2 separate regions of the Homo sapiens genome follow, and region 1 is linked to region 2. The links are chromatin contacts, found by Hi-C or POLR2A ChIA-PET in ENCODE. All regions are on one chromosome and are shown on one strand. The core of a region is the stretch at or near the end of the contact, and the rest is flanking DNA. Distances in the headings are between cores, read along the strand shown. Region 1 overlaps ZMIZ1-AS1 (ZMIZ1 antisense RNA 1). Region 2 overlaps ZMIZ1 (zinc finger MIZ-type containing 1).

What was found. A loop is a pair of places that touch in the nucleus more often than their neighbours do. ChIA-PET counts read pairs that join two places held with the same protein, here RNA polymerase II (POLR2A). Pooled maps may share reads with other maps.
Region 1: a loop to region 2 is called in a map of endothelial cell of umbilical vein, with 6 times the contacts of the local background. The contact joins two enhancer-like sites. A Hi-C loop is called at or near these places in 13 of 168 maps with a recorded cell type or tissue (CD14-positive monocyte, Calu3, K562 and 9 more), 1 of 37 single-sample maps with no recorded cell type and 7 of 50 pooled maps. POLR2A ChIA-PET finds 5 or more read pairs at or near these places in 14 of 52 experiments (A549, BJ, Caco-2 and 9 more).

Annotation. Positions count from the first base shown.
Region 1 is chr10:78,969,225-78,974,553 of GRCh38, forward strand. The region is part of intron 5 of ZMIZ1-AS1 (ZMIZ1 antisense RNA 1); the gene reads right to left. Among named protein-coding and RNA genes, the nearest start is that of ZMIZ1-AS1, 96 kb to the right of the region's middle. RefSeq lists an enhancer at 2,936-3,867 and silencers at 4,151-4,270, 4,311-4,380, 4,551-5,040. Within about 2 kb of position 4,012, at least 38 of the 41 ENCODE cell types and tissues checked have a DNase peak (open chromatin) inside an H3K27ac peak, as active enhancers do; they include CD14-positive monocyte, endothelial cell of umbilical vein, mammary epithelial cell and 2 more, where a contact is called at or near this core.
Region 2 is chr10:79,082,520-79,087,591 of GRCh38, forward strand. All of the region lies in intron 1 of ZMIZ1 (zinc finger MIZ-type containing 1), which reads left to right. Among named protein-coding and RNA genes, the nearest start is that of ZMIZ1, 16 kb to the left of the region's middle. RefSeq lists enhancers at 1,259-1,830, 1,831-2,400, 1,903-2,022, a cis regulatory region at 1,626-2,126 and a silencer at 2,747-2,816. Within about 2 kb of position 1,557, at least 31 of the 41 ENCODE cell types and tissues checked have a DNase peak (open chromatin) inside an H3K27ac peak, as active enhancers do; they include CD14-positive monocyte, endothelial cell of umbilical vein, mammary epithelial cell and 2 more, where a contact is called at or near this core.

The DNA.
Region 1 (5,329 bases), core at 2,762-5,261, 110 kb before region 2:
CACTGCCTCATACCCTTTGCTTCCTCATTCATAGGGACACTCTGATCAGAATTCATCCTGGCCCACTGCCTGTCAACCTCCCATAGCTCTTTTTTCTCTAGCTGACAGGCCAGTCTGGCTCCTACCTCCACGCCTAGCTCAGGTGCCTGAAATCCCACCCTGGGTCCATGCCTCAGGTCTCTACTTAGTCAGTAAGCCAGATGAGGCCCACCTGATATTAAATTTAATCCCAGAAGTCAACTCCAATTCGTTGGCATCAGTTTCCTGTGTTGAGAAGGATTCTGATGCTATATGGGGGCTCAACGGGAAAGGGTCATGATTGATGAATGATGTTAAGCACAGTACAGGAAGGATGTGCCACTGGTTTGCTGTAACCAGCCAAGATTCTTTAGCCATTTTAGGAGATGCAAATGTGAGAAGTGTCAGCTCCCAGTCCCATGCCCTGCTCTGTGCTCAGCCTTGGGCTGGGCTCAGAGGAAAGTTAAGAGAAAGGAAAAGTCCTGCCCTTTGACTGACTGGGAAGTGGGGAACACCAGAAGCACTGGATTGAGTTTCCCATCTCTACGTGAGCGTAGGGCAAAATGGCCCTAAAGGTTCTGAGGTCCAGGGAGACAAAGTAAACTGCCAGGGTGCGGCGTGGCCTCTCAAACACACGTGGAGCCTCACGAACCCACTGAGTAACAACAGAGGCTCTGTGTGGCTGGCCCTGAGGTACAGGGCAGCAGGCAGAGCTGAGGTCAGAGCGCGCACACACAGGTCAGAAGGTCAAGATGCTCCCTGTGCTTGGTGAACGCAAGCTGGGCTTTGAAGCGGGGTGAGATCTCTAGAGATCTGGATCTCATTTGCTTCCCAATCCCACCCCTCATAGGATGGGAACCTTAGAGAGGCTTCTTTGACCACCCAGACTAAAAGAGGTCCTCATATAACCCGTTATTCTCCATCTCAGCATCCTGATGTGTTATCACAACGTGCAATTCCTTTTTTCACCTACTAGTTCGATTTGTTTTGTCTGTCTGTCCCAATAGTCTGGGAGCCTCAGGAGGGTAGGGATTAGGTCTGTCTTATTCACTGTCTTCATATCCTAACACAGTGCAGCAATAGAACTGGTTCAAATCATGGTTGTTCAATTAATTAATAAACTGTAGCTGGCCGGGGTCACACACTCAAAACACCTGCAGGGTCAAGCAGACAAAGTCAACGAGTGAGGTGGACATGTGAAGGAACAAGTGCACAGAGTGGCCACGTGGCATATCCTCAGGCCATGCTCAGGGCAGGCCTCCCTGTGCTCCTGAAGTTGTGTTTATCTGACATATATGCAAATCGTTTGCAAGTAACCACAAGGGAATATCTTTTCTGTCTCCAAAGAAATATATATTTTTGGCGGGGCACGGTGGCTCACGCCTGTTATCCCAGCACTTCGGGAGGCCGAGGCGGGCAGATCATCTGATATCAGGAGTTTGAGACCAACCTGGCCAACATGCTGAAACCCCATCTCTACTAAAAATACGAAAATTAGCCAGGCATGGTGGTGCACGTCTGTAATCATAGCTACTCAGGAGGCTGAGGCAGGAGAATCACTTGAACCCGGGAGGCAGAGGTTGCAGTGAGCCAGGATCACACCACTGCACTCCAGCCTGGGCAACAGAGTAAGACTCCGGTCTCAAAAAAAAAAAAAAAAAGAAAGAAATATATACTTCTCCATTTTGCTAGAACAAATGATATTCTCGGTCCTTTTAAATTTTCCTACTTTTGCTAGAGTTGGGTGTACAGAGAAATATTTCCCTACTATACAGAAAAGTAACAGGCCAAGTGAGATGACCAGTCAGCCTCAGCATCAGGCGGCCCAGTAGGTCTCAAAATGGGGCCCTAAACCAGCAGCAGCAGTATCACCCGAGAACTTGTCAGAAATTCTCAGGCAAATTCTCAGGCCCACCCCAAACCCACTGAAGCAGAGACTCTGGGGTGGGGTCCACTAATCTGTATTTTAACAAGCCCTCCAAGGGATTTTCCCATATGCTCAAGTTTGAGAACCAGTGCAATAGGGAGCAGTGGAGACTGTGGTAAACTGGAGAACATACACCCGGCCTGTAGGGGCCTCTGCTGCTCAGCTCCAGCCCACAGTTGCCGCATAAAAACGTGAGCCCAGTGTGGCCAAACTCCCCAGTTATTTGAGGGAAATTGAAAATTCACACTTTCATGTGAAATGCCTTCATTTGTAAATAATGGTTTTTTTTTTTTTAATCTCACGTAGGCCAAACAAAATTTGTCTGCAAGCCTGGGCAACATAGTGAGACCCCATCTCCACAAAAAAAAAAAAAAGAAAAATTAGCTGGGCATTGTGGCACATGCCTATAGTCCCAGTTGCTTGGGAGGCTGAGGTGGGAGGTTCTCTTGAGCCCAGGAGGTCAAGGTTGCAGTGAACTGAGATTGCATCCCTGCACTCCATCAAGACTCTGTCTCAAAAAAAAAAAATTGTCCTCAAATGGAGACCAGCCCAGGTACAGCCAGAGTATGACCTGAGGGGTGGAGGCTTCTCCCCACAAGGAAAGATCCAGAAAGATGCTGTCACAGCTGTCCTTCCTAGACCAGCTTACCTCTAATGGACAGCCCAGACCCCATGCTTCCCTGGGACTCAGAGACCCCTATGTACCGTGTAGGACTGCTTCTGAGTTTTCAAATCCCAGCCAAGGTCCACAGGATCCAGCACTTCCCTGGGTCATGGACCAACAGGCTTGGACAGGCAAAATTCTGGGCCTTGAGATCAGGGTTCAAGGCAGGGCTGGGGGTAGACAGAGAGTACACTGTCCTTTCCTGAGCCCCTATTCCATGACAAGTACATTCCATGACATATACTCAGGGCTCATAGGCATTCTCTCTTTAACTTTTGCAACCTCTCCATGGAGTAAGGGTCACTATGCACATTTTAAAGTAGAGGAAAAAGGGGTTCAAAGAGGTTATGTGACTTTCCCCAGGTCATAAAGCTAGCAGATGAAGGAGCCAGGCTGTGACCCCACATGCACCTGCCTCCCAGCCTATGTAGATCCTAATCTTCCCAACTACCTGCCCCCCCGAAGGATGGGAAAGACTGGGAAGTGGCCAGGGTTGGCCTGCTGTGGCCCTGGAGCCTGCCTCCCTGATCAGGGTCACAACCAAGGCTACGATTCCAGTGCCAGGGGACCAAGTCCAGCAAGCAAGCCCTGGCTGGGGGGGCTGCAGGAGTGAGCAATCCTGGGGAAGGAGCAAATGTGTGCCCTGCTTCAGCCTCAGGGGGGTCTGTCCCTGCATGCAAATCTCCAACCTGGAACTGGGAAGCTTTGGCAGCTGGGCCAGCCCATAGAGAGGGAGCAGGGCCAGAGCTGGGAAGGTTCTAGACCCAGCCAAGCAGCAGGGGCCTGAGCTGTAGCTTGAGTCACAGCCTTGCCTTGGTCACACTAGCCTTTCCGAAGGCCCAGCCGTCAGCACTGGCCCTGGGGTGGACCCCTGTGAGGCTGTGTGGTTGCCAGGGAAGCCAGAAGAAATGACTTACTCCTGCCCCTGCCTCTAATGTCATGCGGTCACAAGTCCCCAGAAGGTCTGGGCTGGCCTGGGCCCTTGCCCTCCCCACGGTGGGGGCTCACCCAGCCTGGGCGCGCTGGTCACACTCAGCTCTGGCCAGGCATGAGTCAGCACTGTCAGCCTGCGTGTGGCCACAGCTGGCTGGACGCTGAGGCCAGCCAGGCCGGGCCCTGGAGGTCTGCTGGGGCCCTGGGGCCTCACTAAAGGGGAGAGGTGGCCCCAAATGACCCACAGGATCACACAAGAGAGAAGAAAAAGGACTAAATAGAGAAAAGCCAAGTACAAAGTAAGAATCTCAAAACTTAAAGTGGCAGACGCAAATTCAGAGTCAGGAAAATTGGCCACACAACACAAACAGACACACACACACGGGTCACTAGCACACGTGTAACCCCCACTCCAGACAAACACCATATGCAGAAGACACACATGCCATATATACACATCCTCGCAGTGTCCCTGTGTCACGCGGAAAAAGCCACGCCTACACAACTCAGCAGACACACACTGGCATTCCCAGAGGATGAGCCCACACAGGCGCCGCAAGCCCGCCGCAGGTCCCGCATGCACTGCCTGTCTGTGACAGATGGCTTCTGTCCAACCCAAGGGTCCGGCCCACAGCCCTCGGCTCACACGGCCATACAAGTCTGGGGACATCATGTCACGCTCGCTTACTCTAAGGGCCCTGAGGCTTGTGAGGGCTGTGGTCAAAGACAGGCCTGGGAACTGGGGTCCTGAGCACCCTAGCCCAGCCCAGTCCCGCCCCGCGGAGGGGCCCGACTGAGCTGGGCCGCGCGCCCCAGCAGCCCCAGCAGCCGCCGCCCACCTCGGCCAGCCTGGCTTCTGCGCCCCGCCAGGAGGTCGCGGAGCGGAGCGCGGCCAGGAAGTGAGCTGAGAGTGACAGCTCCCCCCACGCTGTTTGTTTATTCATGACTCATTCTCTCCACACACTGGCTCTTCTTTCTTTCGGGAGGAGGGGAGAAAGGAGCGGGAGGGCGGGCGGGCAGGGGAGAGGCAGGCTCCACAATAAACAATGAGGCAGCTGAGCCGGTGGGGAGGGAGGAGCCCGCGCGGGGCGCAGGGCCGGGGCTGGGGCCGGGGCGCGGTGTTTCCAGGCCGGCCGGCCCGAGGCTTGCGCTCCCGATCCCCGATCCCCGATCCCCGATCCCCGCTCCTCCCGGCCCCGCCCGGCCCAGCCCGGCCCGGCCCGCCCGCCGCCACCTCCCGGCGACCGGGCAGTAGCAGCCGTAATTGGATCCTCGCTGCCTCCTCCCAGCTCCCCGCCCCCAATCGGGGAGCGGGTAAATGCCGGGTACCTTGGCAAAACAGTCGGATCCAAACCTATTATTTGACTAATGGGCTTCCCTCGTGCGGCTCCGCAACGCCCTGCAGACTCGCCCCTCCCCCCTGCCCCCTCCCCAGAGATGGCTCCCCTCAGCGGCGCGGCTCCGGATAACTGGAGGAAGCGCGGGTTCCGAGGCTTCAAGGGCCTCATTGTTCTGCCTGGAGGGGCACATTGAAAATGCTCCAGGGTTTACTTCCTGTGAAAACAGCCTGGGAGGGAGGGGGCGATCCACGGTGGAAAGACATTATCCTCCTGGAAGCCGCCCAGATTACACAGGGAGAAAAAGGTTGTTTTGATTGTTGCTGGCTCTTTCTTTCTTCCTTCCTTTTTCTTTCTTTTTCCTTTTTTTCCCCTTCCCTCCTCTCTTTTGCTACCCTCCCCGGGCCAAAGATGAATCTTTACTGCTGTGGAGCAAGTTGGAAATGTGGG
Region 2 (5,072 bases), core at 307-2,806:
CAGCCAGTCTACTTAATGCCCTTCTCATCCCATTTCCCAGATTAGAGCCCTGAGGCCAGAGAGGGAAGGAATCCAGCTGCAGAGCTGCAGGCAGGATCCCATGTCCTCCCAGCCTCACTGGCTTGGTCTCCCCCTACTTTCACCCTTTGCGCCCGAGGCTGTCCTTGGCCTTCCCAGGCTTTGTGTGGAGTGAAGGACGATGGGGGACAATGGGCAGAGTAGCAACTGCTACTTTTCCCTCAGGGCTCCTCTAGACCTCTGCCAGGCCCTGCGTCACTTCCAGTTCTGGGGAGCCCATGCACTGAATGGGCTGGGAGGGTCCTGCTGGTGGGGCCTCGTGCCAGCCTGAGAACAAGGCTTCCTGGCTGGGCTTGAGTCCCCAGCACTCTGGCCCTGGGGAGGGCAGAGTCTGGGGTCCTTTTGTGCCTCCCCTCGCCCAGCTACCCAAGGAAGGTGGATTCATGTATTCCTTTGTCAAGTTTATCAAGCACCTTCCATGTGCCAGGCACTCTTCCAGGCCCTGGGGATACATTGGTGAATTTGACAGGGGCCCTGCTTACATTCTAGTAGGCGAGACAGTCAGCAGGTCAACAACTTAATGCATGACATCATGCCTGAGTTATAATCAGTGCTTTGAAGAAAAATAAACCAGGATAAGGTGATATAGGGACATGAGTGGGTGATGGGGCTTCTTTAGGTGGTGTGGTCAGGGAAGGCTTCTCTGAAGAGGCTGCATTTGAGCACATACCTCAGGGAGACAGGGAAGTGAACTCCATGAACATTTGGGAGAAGAGCTCTCCAGGCAGTGGGAACAGCATGTGCAAAGGCCCTGTGGCAGATGCTTGTTTGGCGTGGTCTGGGAAAAGCAGGGAGGCCAGTGTGGCTAGATGGAGTGAGGGAAGGAGAGAGTGGGGAGGAAGTCAACAGAGTGATCAGGGACCAGGTGATAAGGGACAGAGAGCCTTATCAAGTACAGGAAGGGCTTCTGACTTCATGCTCAGTGATTTGGAAGCCACTGAAGGATTTTAAGTAAAGGACTGAGGCTATCAGATGTGTCCCTCTAAGATCTCTGGCTGATGAGCCGAGAATAGACTGAAGGGACAAGGGTGGCCACAAGGAGACCATCTGGGCAGCATTTACAGGAACCCAGGAAAGGATGCTGGCGGCTTGGACCAGAGTGTTCAGTGGAGGTAGTGAAACAAGGTCGGATCCTGAATGTATTTTAAAGATTGACTGAGGCTGTGGCCAGGAGCCCACTGGGAATGCCTGTCCACCTCCGTGAAACAGGCTGAGCTAGAGAACTGGCTCAAGTTGCTGTGTCCTGGGAGTCTGAGCCCTTCTCCTTTTGTGCTTGTCAATTCCTGTGCCTCAGCCACTCTGTCATAAGGTGGCCTTTTAACAGTTGGAAAAATAGAGGCATAGTGGGTCTTCCTGATACCCTTGTCTACCCTTGGAATTCTGATATTCTGCATTTGGTCTCTCTCCTCCCCTCTGGCTGATTCCCTGGCATTCATCCCCTGCATGTTCATACACTCCACTCTATGCACCATAGTTTCCCAACATGTTAGTCATCCTCTATCCCGAGGCCTTTGCATATGCTAAGTCCTCCACCTCCACTCTTCAGTCAGGTGAACTCCTACCCATCCTTAAGAGCCCAGCTCAAAAGCTGCCATCTTTGAACTCTCTCCCCTGACACTCTCAGGCACTGAGGATTTCTTCTCCACTGAAAATTCTACTCCTCTCCCTCCCACACTCTATTGCAAGGGATCAACTGCGTGGGGCTGGGTCTGTGCCTTCCTTCACACCTCCTCTTTCTGTTCTGTGTCCTCACAGCCTGGCCCAGGGCCAGCACAGAGGAGGGAACAAAAACATTTCAGTGTATTCCTGGAGCAGTAGTTGGTTACTATGGAAACAAGGAAGTGTTGCAACTTCCTGAACTTGAGGTTGGGGTCAAAGAGGGCAGCTCTATCTTGGCCACACGGGATCAACCCAAGATGGCCATGCTGAGGTTCTTATTAATTCAAAGTCACTTCGGACAGGCTCTTTCCCATCCCTGAGCCTCAGCTTACCCCATCAATAAGATGCAGGTGTTGGGACTGCTTGACTGTCTGCTCTAACGTTCTGTATCCTTGTGCCTCCAATCCTGCCGTATGAACACAGGCAGGTCCTTTGCCCTCTTTGAGCCTCAGTTTCCCTATTTTGTTGACCTCTCTCCAAGAACATAGCTGCCTGAGTCAAGCAACTCCAGAATCCTAGGGTCAGCGGCTGGGCTGGCCGTTGATGATTGAACTGGGATTCTTGTGACTTGCAGAGGCACAAAGAGGGAAGTCCTGCTTTCCAGGGTGGTGGGGTGGGGGTGGGGGAATGAGGCAGCAGGAGGGTGGGTTGGTAGGGATAATCCAGGCCGGCTCACTCTGGCCTGAACCTGCACAGGCCCCTGGGTCTCCTTTCTTCACCTTGAAGGTGGCAGGAGCTAGTGCTTGCCAGGGGCCCTTGGCTCTGCCGGACGCTGCCCGCTCCGCATTCTGGTGCCGTGCCATGTAGATCCCGGCCTGTGCTCTGAGGGCCACAGGTCCTGTGGTGGCCCCAGAGGCTGCCTGCTGCCTGTGGTGGCAGGGCTGAGTGGGTGGGCACCATGTTCTTACTGTGTCTCTTCTCTCTCCACTTCATTGCTCAGAAGCCAAGAGTTAGCCAAGCACAAAACCACAGCCTGGCTGCTGGCACCCTCCTCTGCAACCCTGCAGCACCTGGGCAGGCTGGTTCTGGGGGCTCAGCACCAGTCACCAGGGCTCGGATGTAGCCTCCTCAAGCTGGGGGTGGGGGTCAAGGGGCCAACATGCCCAGCGTGACGCCAGGCCCGCAGTTGAGTTCCCACCTGCCATTTGCACATGCCATTGGGCAGAGTGGGCAGAGGCCTCAGCCCGCATAACGCCCCACCCTGACTCCTGCCTGGCACTCAGGTGCCGTCTGGCCTGCACCAGACCCAGAAAGAGTGACCTGGGATGAGAGGCCTTCCATGGCTCTCTGGGCCTGCCTCCTCATCTGAAAAATGGGCAGAGGGTGCCCGCCTCCCATGGCCACCAGGAGGGGAGACAGAGGAAGGCAGCTTGTGATCTCCAGAGCCCAATAAACACGCTTGTTAGGATTACCAGCAGCAGGCAACAGGCTTCAGCCCAAGAGATGCCCCTGAGAACCTCTTTTTCAGGAAGCAAAAGCCCAAACCTTTTCAGAATGAGACTCTTATTCTGGGAATGAGAAGTGCCTCTCCCTCTGTTTCTGAGCTGTGCCCAGTGGCCAGGGACCTGAGTGGCCATCACAACGTGCCTTTCCCGCCTACCACTGCTCCCTGGCTTTCTAGGGTTGGAGTTGGATGAAACCCCTGGGGCAGCACCGGGCACTGGAAGGGCCCTGGTAAGGGAGAGGATACCCACTGCCCATCTCTGCCACTCATCAGCTTCCTGACCCTGACGAGTCCTTGTCTCTCTGCCCTCTGTGCATTGAGGCCCCTTCTAGCTGGGACTCTCCTTTGGAGTCTACTGGAGCATTTTTACCTCCAGGATAGGTGAGGCTCCCTACTCCAGACCCCCAGGATGTAATGTGGGTCTCACCTCAACTCACAAAATTCTCACTTCTGTTAAGAAAGGGCCTTGCCATGGTTGACGGGGATTTGCACTTCACCGTGTGGACAGTGACAGAATGCGTCTCCCCGCCCCTCCTTACCTGGCAAACTTTGTCATTACCTCCTCCCAGGGACCTCCTAGGCATTCTCCTCTGGACTCCCTCAGCCCTCAGCCTTCTCCTCCTCCCGGTACCAGCTAGGTCAGACAAGACCTGGAGCAGAGAAGGTGCCCAGTAAAGCCTGATGAGTTCTTGAATGATCAAGTGAAAGCCCTCAGGTATCCAGATAGTTCAGTTGGCCAGAAAGCCCATTTTTCTCAGATTTTACTCAGCTATGTTTGCTTGTTCAGCATATAGAATCCTTTTTATTTTTATTACTTCATTTTATTTTGTAGAAACTGGGTCTCAGTCTGTCACCCAGGCTGGAGTACAGTGGTGTGATCATGGCTTACTGCAGTCTCGAACTCCTGGACTCAAGCGATCCTCCCACCTCTGCCTCCTGCTGGGACTACCGGCACGAGCCATCACCCCGGCTAATTGAAAAAAATTTTTTTTGTAAAGACGAGGTCTTGCTTTGTTACCTAGGCTGGTAGGATCTTTTGTTATTTATTTTTTATTTTTTTATTTTTATTTTTTTTAAAGATAATCTTTTTGGAAGCTCTGTGTCCAGGACTGATTCTCTATACCTTTGGCCAATCTCTTTCTTTTAAAACTAGGGTTTCCTGAATTGCATTTTTGCATTTCTTTTATTTACCTGGTCTGTGCAACTATTTTTTTCTCTTTTGGACTCCATATAGCAAATAATTCTGCCTCTCCTTTTATTTGAATTTCTCATGCCAAAAAGGCAGGGAGGGTTAGTAAACACTGCTTTGGTTGTTCTTTGTTTTGTTAAGTGTTTTTAACTTCTTAGTGTGTTAGACTAGATTTTATCTGCCTTTCCTACCTGCCTTAACCCCAGGCCTCTAACCCTCCACCTTCCCATTGCTTGTTCACTGGCATTGTGTCTCCTAGGACAGCTGTGTGTGGTAGCGCATGTTGCGCACTGCACAAGTTGGGGGTGGTACTCACATTTTAGTCCCCTCACATTATACATGTATTAGATGATTTTTTGGCAGGTGATGGTAAAGTGTTGGAGGAAGGGGAGCCTGGTTCTAATTCTCATAAAGCCACCTTGGATTAGGAGTAGGCTGACATTGTCCCATGGTCCTGGCTGAAATTGGGAAGTCATTTTGACTCCTTCCCCAGGGCTGTACCCCGTGACATTGGGTGTCCATGTCCCCATTCCCCTGCCCAGAGCATGGCTTATGGGAGTATGTAGTCAGGGAACTGATGTCTTTGGACTCCACCTTCTGGATGTTTCTCCAGCCACCTCTCCTGTCTACATCCCCAGGCAGCAACCTTCTCCCTCAGGTGTCTACCTCCAGCTTCCCCTTTTCCATCGCCCCTTCACTTGG